Regions from separate parts of the Homo sapiens genome. Here region 2 is linked to region 1. Evidence: chromatin contacts called from ENCODE Hi-C or POLR2A ChIA-PET data. All regions are on one chromosome and are shown on one strand. Each heading gives the region's core, a stretch centred on a gene start or an enhancer-like site at or near the end of the contact. The rest is flanking DNA. Distances are from core to core; before and after follow the strand shown. Region 1 has its middle 38 kb from the start of TRA2B. Region 2 overlaps IGF2BP2 (insulin like growth factor 2 mRNA binding protein 2).

Region 1 (5,214 bases), core at 1,825-4,324:
TCGGAGCTTCTTGGATCTGTGGGCTTATATTTTCAAAATTCTGAAACCATTTTGACAATTATTCACATGCTATATTTTAAATATTATTCAGATATTTTTTCTGCTTGAGTATCTCTCACCTCTCTTCCTGGTACTTAAACTTCACACCTAGTAGATGGCCTGATATCGTCCAATAGATTGCTGATAATTTGACAACAGTTTTCTGGACTTTTTTTTTCTTGATGTGATTCAGTTGGGATAGTTTCTATTGTCATGTGTTCAAATTCACTGATCTTTCTTCTGTGTGTCTAGTCTGCTGTTAAGCCTATCAAGGCCAGGCACAGTGGCTCACACCTGTCATCCCAGGACTTTGGGATGCTGAGGCATGAGAATCACTTGAGGCCAGAAGTTCAAGACCAGCCTAGACAACACAGCAAGACCCTATCCCTATAAAAAGTGAAACAACAACAACAAAACCATTAGCTGGGTGTGGTGGCATGTGCCTGTAGTCCTAACTGCTGGGGAGGCTGTGGTGGGAGGATCACTTGAGCCAAGGAGTTCAGGGCTACAGTAAGTCATGATCACGCCACTGCACTGCAGTCTGGGTGATAGAGTGAGATCTTGTCTCTAATTAAATAATAATAATTAAAAAAAACCTGTTCAGGTCGGGCATAGTGGCTCACACCTGTAATCCCAGCACTTTGGAAGGGCAAGCTGGGTGCATCACTTGAGGCCAGGAGTTTGAGACCAGCCTGGCCATCATGGCGAAACCCCGTCTTTACTAAAAATACTAAAAATTAGCTGGGCATGGTGATGCACACCTGTAGGCCCAGCTATTTGGGAGGCTGAGGCACGAGAATCGCTTGAACCCGGGAGGCAGAGGTTGCAGTGAGCCAAGATCATGCCACTACACTCCAGCCTGGGTGACAGAGCAGCAAGACTCCGTCTCAAACAAACAACAACAACAAACCTATCCACTTAAATTTTTCATTCGTATATTTTATTTTTAGATTCTAAAATTTTTGTTTGATTCTTTTCTGCATTTTCCGTCTTTCTATTGACATTTCCCAATTGTTCTCTCATTGTGTTCATCTTTTCCTTAAAATAGTTTAATGTGTTTATAATGCAGGTTTAAAGTCCTTGTTGATAATAACATCATTTCCATCATGTTGGGGTGTATTTCTATTTACTAACTTTCTTCCTCATTATAGATCATACTTTCCTGCTTCTTTCTGTATCTAGTAATTTTTAAATTATATGCTAGACATTATGGATGCTAAATTGTTGAGTGTCCAAATTTTTTTTAACTTCCTTGATAGATTTTTAGATTTTCTTTTTCAGGGACTTAATTTACTTGGGAATTAGCTTAATACTTTTGAAACTTATTTTTTAGCTTTGTTAGGGTGGGTCTAGAGAAACCTTTAACTCTAGGGCTAGATTAGTCTTTCTCCTAAGATGGGGTCTTTCTGAGATGTCTGCTGTGGTCTCATTTTTTATAAAGTATTTCCACTCTGGCTGGTTGAAACTTGAACATCTTTCAGACCTGTATGAGATTCGGTAGTTATTTAGCTCTCAGCTAAATGATAGTTGTTATTTCTCTGGTAATTGTTCATTGCCCAGCCTCTTGGAGACTTGTTCTGTGCATGCATAGTTTAGTATTTAGACGAAGACTCAACAGGGTCCCGACGCAGATTTTTGGAGGTCCTCCTTGGCATTGGTTCTTTCTCTTTGGTAATCTGCCCTACACATTCCAGACACAAGGTAGTCCTGAACTCTGATTTCCGTGTTCTTAAGTCAGGGAGACTTTTGTCCTCTGGTTGGGCTACCCCTCAGACACCACAGTCCAGAAATTGGCTCCAGAGAGAAAGCCATGGCATGCGGGCTCGTTTTGTTTGTTCCCTTTGCTGAAGAATCATGGTGCTGTGTTGCCTGAGGTACAACAGTTATTTCATGTATTTTGTCCAGCTTTATAGCTGTTTACTGAGGGAGAGCTGGTTGAGTATCAGTTTCTGTCATGGCTTGAAGTGTAAATACTTGCCTTTCAGCTTTCATATTTTTAATTTTGGAGAGTGATGAAAATATTCTAAATCATGAGTTTCAGAGGTAGTTATGTGACTATACACTTGTCAGAACTCATTGAATTGTGTAATAAGGGTACTTTTTTTGCATGTAGATGTTTATTTTATTTTATTTATTTATTTATTTATTTTTTGAGGTGAAATCTTGCTCTGTCACATAGGCTAGAGTGCAGTGGCGCAATCTCGGCTCATTGCAACCTCTGCCTCCCAGATTCAAGCGATTTTCATGCTCAGCCTCTTGAGTAGCTGGGATTACAGGTGCGCATCACCACATCTGGCTAATTTAACATCCGGCTAATTTTTGTATTTTTAGTAGAGACAGGGTTTCACCATGTTGGCCAGGCTGGTCTCAAACTCCTGACCTCATGTGATCCACCCGCCTTGGCCTCCCAAAGTGTTGGGATTACAGGTGTGAGCCACCACGCCCAGCCATGCATGTAAATTATACTCCAATAAAGCTCAGAAAAAGGTAAAATACTTTTTGAGACAAAAAAGTATTAAATGTTTAAATATTATTAAATATTAAATATAAGCACACACAAGAGTATACAGAATAATGGGAAACACCCTTATCATTATCACTCAGACTACAAAATAAAGCAATACAAATACAAGCAGAAGCTCCGTATATATGCCTCTCTTTGCATTTACTATCCTCATGCTTGTTTTTATCACCTTACTTCATATGTAGGTGTCTCCACAAATATGGTATTGTTTTCCCTGTCTTTAAACTTCACACATAAATGTTTCATTCATCTAGCTGTTTTCAATGATGTGATAATAAATAGGCAAACCCACACATGTGATTATATTTGCACAACTTCTAGACTTGGACCTGTACAGAAATGCAAAGTTTACCTGACTCTCTACATTTTGAACTCACTGTACTTCTCTCAGGAGAGAATGCCAAGAAAGTCACTGTCATTTATTCCTCTGCCTGGGGCAGAAAAATTAGTGAACACTCACTCTTGGTAAGTGGCATGAAAGGCCATTTGTAAGCCTGGCCCTGCTCCAATGGCTGCTGTGAAGATTCATGCACTGAGGGTGATGAGGGCTTGGAGCTCCCCTTGGCCTGAGTCAGCAACCTGCTGGTGCCTGGTGTCAGCAGTTTCCGGTCAGGGAGTGACTCACTGGACACCCTCCTACTTTCTGCTGGATGGAAGTGAGTGTCTCAGGGAAATTGATTCCAGCCCTCAGATCCAGACTGCACCATTAACTCTGTAAATCTGATTAATCCCTTAACAAGGGTCAGAAACATCTGTAATTCCTTTCCAGCGAGCCTCGTTTTTTATTTTATTATTATTATTATTTTGAGATGGAGTTTCACTCTTGTCGCCCAGGCTGGAGTGCAATGGCGTGATCCCGGCTCACTGCAACCTCCACCTCCCAGGTTCAAGCGAGTCTCCTGCTTCAGCCTCCCGAGTAGCTGGGATTACAGGTGCCCGCCACCACACTCAGCTAATTTTGTATTTTTAGTAGACGGGGTTTCTCCATGTTGGTCAGGCTGGTATCTAACTTCCGACCTCAGGTGATCTGCCCGCCTCGGCCTCCCAGGGTGCTGGGATTACAGGCGTGAGCCACTGCACCCGGCCTTACCAAATTTAAAACGATAGAAACACTGTTCAGACCAGGAACGGTGTCTCACACCTGTAATCCCAGCACTTTGGGAGGCCGAGGTGGCCGATCACTTGAAGTCAGGCGTTTGGGACCGGCCTGGCCAACATGGCAAAACCCCGACTCTACCAAAAATACAAAAATTAGCCAGGCGACATGGCGAATGCCTGTAATCCCAGCTACTCAGGAGGCTGAGGCAGGAGAATTGCTTGAACCCGGGAGGCGGAGGTTGCAGTGAGCCAATATTGTGCCACTGCACTCCAGCCTGGGAGACAGAGCGAGACTCCATCTCAAAAAGAAAACAAAAACAAAACAACAACAACAACAACAAACCCACTTTGTTCATAGAACTGCTGTGTATACAGCATGAAATTTGTATTTTCTTTTTAAATCTACAATCCTACACTTCAGGTTTGCAACTTTTGCTAATGTAAATCCTCCAGAACAAGCCTATCTCTTAAATCACTAGCAAGACTGCAGCTCATAAACACAGCCGGATCCTTCAGAATGAGTTTTATTTTCTCATATCCTTTGCTTATTCTAAGTAGAGCTTCATTTTCTTTTCCATGCTATTTTGAGCTATAACAAACCGCTCCTCTGTCCATTTCTTGATTTCCTGACAGGTCAGTTTTGATCTGTATAGTTTGATCAGTATAGTTAAATTTCCTGAAAGGCCACACAGCTGAGCCATGTAAAGTTCTCAGTAGAAATAAGAGGGACTGTGGCCAGGCATGGTGGCTCACGCCTGTAATCCCAGCACTTTGGGAGGCTGAAGTGAGTGGATCACCAGAGGTCAGGAGTTCAAGACCAGCCTGACCAACATATTGAAACCCTGTCTCTGCTAAAAATACAAAAAATTAGCTGGGCGTGGTGGCGGGCTCCTGTAATCCCAGCTACTCTGGAGGCTGAAGCAGGAGAATCGCTTGAACCCAGGAGGTGGAGATTGCAGTGAGCCGAGATGGCGCCATTGTACTCCAGCCTGGGCGACAAGAGCAAAATTCTGTCTCAAAAAATAAAAAAAATAAAAAAATTAAAAAAAGAAAGAAAGAAGAGGGACATCAAACAGAGGAGCCTGTTTTCAGAGTTCCCAGACCACATGAAATTCAGAAGCATTAACTAACCCCTTTGAAAGCAAAAATTTAATGCAGAAAAAGTACAAAAAGCATGCCAATATTAGGACACACGCACACACAACTGCATACACACTTTTTTTGCACATTTATTTTTTATTCTACTTCAAGTCAAGTATAATCAGTTTCTATATTTTTCAGTGAAATCAATTCCTTGAGGACTGAACATGCTTTTCTCATACACCCACAGTTTTCCTCCTCCCAGCTTCACCATTTAGGGATATGATACTTTTCAGAGTTGATAGGAAGTGTTTACCTTATTTTGACCATCTCAATATTGTTCACTTTTGAGACACGTACTATAATATAGCATGAATGACTTTCCTTTTTTCTTCTTTTTCTTTTTTTGAGAATGAGTCTCGCTTTATCACCCAGGCTGGAGTGCAATGGCATGATCTTGGCTCATTGCAACC
Region 2 (5,214 bases), core at 1,387-3,886, 210 kb before region 1:
CAAAATGTCCATCACCAGATGAACAGATAAACAAAATGTGCTATATACATACACTGGAATGTTATTTGGCCATAAAAAGGAAGGAAAGCCTGTTACATGCTATAACATGAACCTTGAGGACACTATGCAAAGTAAAATAAGCCAGTCACAAAAGAATAATAGTATATGATTCTACCTATATGAGGTATGTAGAGTAGTCAAATTCATAGAAAGAAGTGGTGATTACCAGAGGCTGACGGGAGAGGGAAAAGAGAGTTGTTTAATAGGTACAGAGTTCCAGATTTACAAGATGAAAAGGTTCTGGAGATCTGTTTCACAGCAATGTGAATATACTTAAGACTACTGAAAAGTACACTTAAAAATGATCAATAATTTTTTTTTTTTTCTGAGATGGAGTCTTGCTCTGTCACCCAGGCTGGAGTGCAGTGGTGCACTCTCGGCTCCCTGCAACCTCCGCCTCCTGGGTTCAAGCGGTTCTCATGCCTCAGCCTCCCAAGTAGCTGGGACTACAGGTGTCCACCCCAACACCTGGCTAATTTCTGTATTTTTAGTAGAGACGAGGTTTCACCATGTTGGCCAGGCCAATCTCAAACTCCTGACTCAAGTGATCCACCTTGTCTCAGCCTCCCAAAGTGCTGGGATTACAGGCATGAGACACCATGCCCAGCCAAGACAGTACATTTTATGTTATGGTTGTTTAACCACAACTTTTAAAGAAGTTTTCTGAAAAAAGGACACAAGGAAGGGATGCCCTCTCCCTCAATTTGTAACTTTTTTGTGGGAATGCACATCTGAAATCACTATAGTCATCCTATTATAACCAAGGGAACGTGAGACATGCTGAGGAACGTAGAGCAGAAAAATGTTCTGGGTCTCTGGGCCCATGATTCAACTGACCTTGGAGCCGTGTGCCTTAGGACTTCTTGTTATGTGACATGACATCCTTTTCTTATTGGTTATACCACTTGTATTTTCTGTTGCTTGAAGACCAAAAGCATCTAACAGATGCATTACTACTGCCTCAAAATAAAGAGGGTGCTTGAAGAAGCTGCATTAGAATGTAACTTTCAGAGGATGGGCATTTTTGTCAGCTTTGTTCACTGCTGAGTTCCTGGCACATAGAATAGTGTCTGGCACATAGTGACTGCTCAATAAATATTTGGTAAATGAACAAAAAGAAAGTTTAGGATCTCTGTTCTCCTATATCTTCTACCTCTTATTCAGTCCCTTCAGGGCTCTGTCACCTACACAGGGAGGCATTCTCTGAAACCCCCAAATCCTTGTCCCCCTAAAACCCTCATTAGGACCTTCAGTTACATGTCATCATTGGATACTACATTTTTCCACTGTAGAATTTCTTTTTTTTTTTTCTTTTCTTGTTTTGAAATGGAGTCTCGCTCTGTCGCCCAGGCTGGAGTGCAGTGGCGCGATCTCGGCTCACTGCAACCTCCACCTCCCAGGTTCAAGAGATTCCCCTGCCTCAGCTTCCCAAGTAGCTGGGACTTCAGGCGTGTGCCACCACGCCCAGCTAATTTTTGTATTTTTAGTAGAGACAGGGTTTCACTATATGTTGGACAGGCTGGTCTCGAACTCCTGGCCTCAAGTGATCCGCCCGCTTCAGCCTCCCAAAGTGCTGGGATTACAGGCGTGAGTCACCACATCCAGCCTCACTGTAGCATTTCTTATAGCTGCACTTAATTACTTATTGGTGTAATTACTCATTATTTGTTTAATGAGTGTCTCTCCCACTGGACTGCTCCATCAAAGCAGGAACCAATGGGTGAAAAAATGGTATGTGGGGAAGGAAAAAAAAAAAAGCAGGAACCAAGTCCTGCTCATGGTTGTAGCCTCAACCTCCAGCAGTGATTAGCACAGTGTAGGCACTGAAAAATTTTTTTTCTAAGATATTCAAACTCTATCTTGGCTCTACATGAAAACATAAAAGCCCAAGTTGTAAATTAGTCTTTTTGACTAATTTAGAATTTTATTAAGTTGTTTGCACCTAGGTTGAAGAATCAAGGAAGGTGGCTGGGCGCAGTGGCTCACACCTGTAATCCCAGCACATTGGGAGGCCAAGGCGGGTGGATCACCTGAGGTCAGGAGTTCGAGACCAGCCTGGGCAACGTGGTTAAACCCTGTCTCTACTAAAATTACAAAAATTAGCCAGATGTGGTGGCAGGCACCTGTAATTCCAGCTGCTCGGGAGGCTGAGGCAGGAGAATTGCTTGAACCCGGGAGACGGGAGGTTGCAGTGAGCCAAGATCATGCCATTGTACTCGACAAGAGTGAAACTCCGTCTCAAAAAAAAAAAAGGAATCCAGAAAAGTATTATTTACTAAGTTCCCAGGAACTTGGATGAGAAATGTCTTTTTCAAATTAAACTGTGGCATTTGGGGGATTTCAAAAGCCCAAGTAGAATAAATAATTCATAATAGAAAGGATAGAGTCTCTTATGAAATCTAAGAATAGATTTGTAATGTTCTTCTTTTAAGGACCATTTTCATCTTGGTTTTGGAACACTCATGTTTGACATTATTTGATTCACCCCTCACTACTTCTCTATAAAACTGCCACCGCTACCCACAAACAGATTTTGCCAAACTGAAAATCTACTTTTTCTTTTTTTAGGGACAGGGTGGTGCTCTGTCACCCAAGCTGGAGTGTGGTGATGCAATCATAGCTCATTGCTCAAATTCTTAGGCTCAAGCAATTCTGCCTCAGCCTCCTGAGTAGCCGAGACTACAGGTATACACCACCATGTCTAACTAATTTTTTAAATTTTTTGTAGAGATGGAGGTCTCACTATGTTGCCCAGCCTGGTCTCAAACTCCTAGCCTCCGGCGATCTTCCTACCTTGGCCTCCCAAAGCACTGAGATTATAGGTATGAGCCACTGCACCCAGCATGAAAGTCTATTTTTATTGTATTATCTATTCCATCACCACTCATTCATTTATAATACAAAGTTAATTTGTTTGGTAAGAACTGTATTTGTCATTCAAACTGGGACAACCCTCATTACACTGTGGAATCCTATAATTACTTCATAAAATAAGGGGAAAGGGCTGGACATGGTGGCTCATGCCTGTAATCCCAGCACTTTGGGAGGACGAGGTGGGCAGATCATTTGAAGTCAGGAGTTCGAGACTAGCCTGGCCAACATGGTGAAACCTTGTCTCTTCTAAAAGTACAAAAATTAGCTGGGCATGGTGGCGCACGCCTGTAATCCCAGCTATTCGGGAGGCTGAGGCAGGAGAATCACTTGAACCCAAGAGGCGGAGGTTGCCGTGAGACAAGATTGCACTACTGCACTCCAGCCTAGGGCAACAGAGTGAGACTCTGTCTTAAAAAAAAAAAAAGGAGAGGGGGGTAGTGAGGAGGAAGGACAGATAGAAGAAAAAAGTGGAAGAAGAATAAAGCAGCCATGTGTAAACTAGTTTCTACTACTTAAGGAAATGTAATCCAATGTTAAGAGTGCAAACAATTTAGAAGCATGGTGGGAGAAATCTTTTCCAGGACAATAAATGATAGCTTTGGTGACAACATACTTTCTACACTTGCACTGTCCAATTCAATGGGCATTAGCTATACACATGGCTACCAAACTCTGAGTAAAAAAATAAAACACTCAGTTCTTCCACTGTACTAGCCACATTTCAAATACTCAATAGCAACATGTGGCTATTGAACAGTGCAGATATAGAACATTTCTATCATTGCAGAAAGTTCTATTGGACAGCATGAGTCTGTATGTTCCTCCCAATAATTACTATCAATGGGTGATAGAAGCATCAAAATCACCGAGAGACATGCAAGTGAAGAGACAGCCATATGTAAATGCAAAAGATCTACTTCCCACTGTATTCTACTTGGGAACAAATTTCTTAAACACAATCCCTCCCTGCCTCTGTTACTGAGTAACAGATTTGGAGTTTTTAAAAAAAACCTCTTGGGTTAAATGAGGGAGAATCTACTCTTTTTCTCTGTTGAGTGATCTGGGCATTGCATGCAAACTTACAGTTTGGTCTCATCTGCCTCTTTCTGCATGATTTCAAGAATCATGCGGCATGCTTCAGAAGTCCCCTCTGGGGTGGCATGGATGGTGACAGGCTTCTCTGCAGCTCCAGAGTTCTCTTTTCTATGGATATCTACCCTGTAGGAAAAGAATCAGGAGCCATGATTACAAGGTCATCTGGATAGGACCCTAGCCCCAAGAAAGCGTCACACCAACCCATGTACAGCAAGGACACAGACAGACAAGGAGGCGTCATCAGCACGTTTGCAATCAGTGCCATTCTCCAAGAAGGAGGCAAGCAGTGCAGGGGGTCTTGTGCCAAATTTTAATTATTTGCAGCTTCATTTAGAAGGGAACGGTTCTTACAGGAGTGCTGTAGGACAAAGGCACTAAGCCAACTCAGTAATGAAGCCAGTTTGGTAAATGAAGTATTTTGTGTAGTCTTTCAAATGACTGCAGAAGTGAAGAGTAAAGTGAGAAGGATAATACTGCACATTGGCACAGTGCCGGTCTCTGAACTGATTGCAGCTTTTAAAAGCCATATGTTAATCCAAATCCGAACACCAAATTCAAGCAAGCTTTATATATTTGAGTGTGGATAGAAAACAGAGGCATGCCCTCTCTCTGCCTAAGTTTTTGGTTTCCTTTCCATTGGCAGCCTGCCATTAAGACTAATGGCTCAAAAGCTTGATGACTTTATCAGACTTCTTTGGGTAGTTGTGGTCCTACCTGTTTTTGTTAACTTTCAAAATTACATAACTGATTATATCCTTTTTACTTTGGTTGTTAGAAAGCCTAGAGCCAAGTCTTTGGTTGACGTCTAAAAAATGGGCACACACTTTGAGAGCTAACCCCACTTCTATTTAAACTTGTTACATTTTTTTTTCAAGCCACCTTACACAATTTTTGCACAAAAAGACACAAATAAAAGTCACTTTCGCAGTGAACTTGGAGGAAAAGCCAGGGCTGATTTTAAAATAAAAGGATACCAAACAGTAACTTCCCTCTCTATTTCCTCACTTCTAAGATGTGGCACTCCAGACTCATCCATATCAGTGTCTATTATTTGGGGATAAATAAGACATTCTGAAGAAAATAGCATTTCTCTTTCAGGTTACAAGACACCCACTGAATGACCTGAATAAAGTGTACCAGCCCATGTAAATAATTATTATGTGTCAGTAATTGGGTGCTTTGCAA

What was found. A loop is a pair of places that touch in the nucleus more often than their neighbours do. ChIA-PET counts read pairs that join two places held with the same protein, here RNA polymerase II (POLR2A). Pooled maps may share reads with other maps.
Region 2: a map of HepG2 shows a loop between it and region 1 (2.2-fold over the local background). The contact joins two enhancer-like sites. A Hi-C loop is called at or near these places in 4 of 168 maps with a recorded cell type or tissue (HepG2, MCF 10A and mammary epithelial cell), 1 of 37 single-sample maps with no recorded cell type and 2 of 50 pooled maps. POLR2A ChIA-PET finds 5 or more read pairs at or near these places in 3 of 52 experiments (OCI-LY7, PC-9 and WTC11).

The regions. Positions count from the first base shown.
Region 1 is chr3:185,897,302-185,902,515 of GRCh38, forward strand. No RefSeq gene overlaps it. Among named protein-coding and RNA genes, the nearest start is that of TRA2B, 38 kb to the right of the region's middle. RefSeq lists an enhancer at 3,000-3,294. Within about 2 kb of position 3,075, at least 2 of the 41 ENCODE cell types and tissues checked have a DNase peak (open chromatin) inside an H3K27ac peak, as active enhancers do.
Region 2 is chr3:185,683,040-185,688,253 of GRCh38, forward strand. It overlaps IGF2BP2 (insulin like growth factor 2 mRNA binding protein 2), which reads right to left. Exons shown (of 16, transcript NM_006548.6): 7 at 4,018-4,152. Among named protein-coding and RNA genes, the nearest start is that of IGF2BP2-AS1, 28 kb to the right of the region's middle. Within about 2 kb of position 2,637, at least 2 of the 41 ENCODE cell types and tissues checked have a DNase peak (open chromatin) inside an H3K27ac peak, as active enhancers do.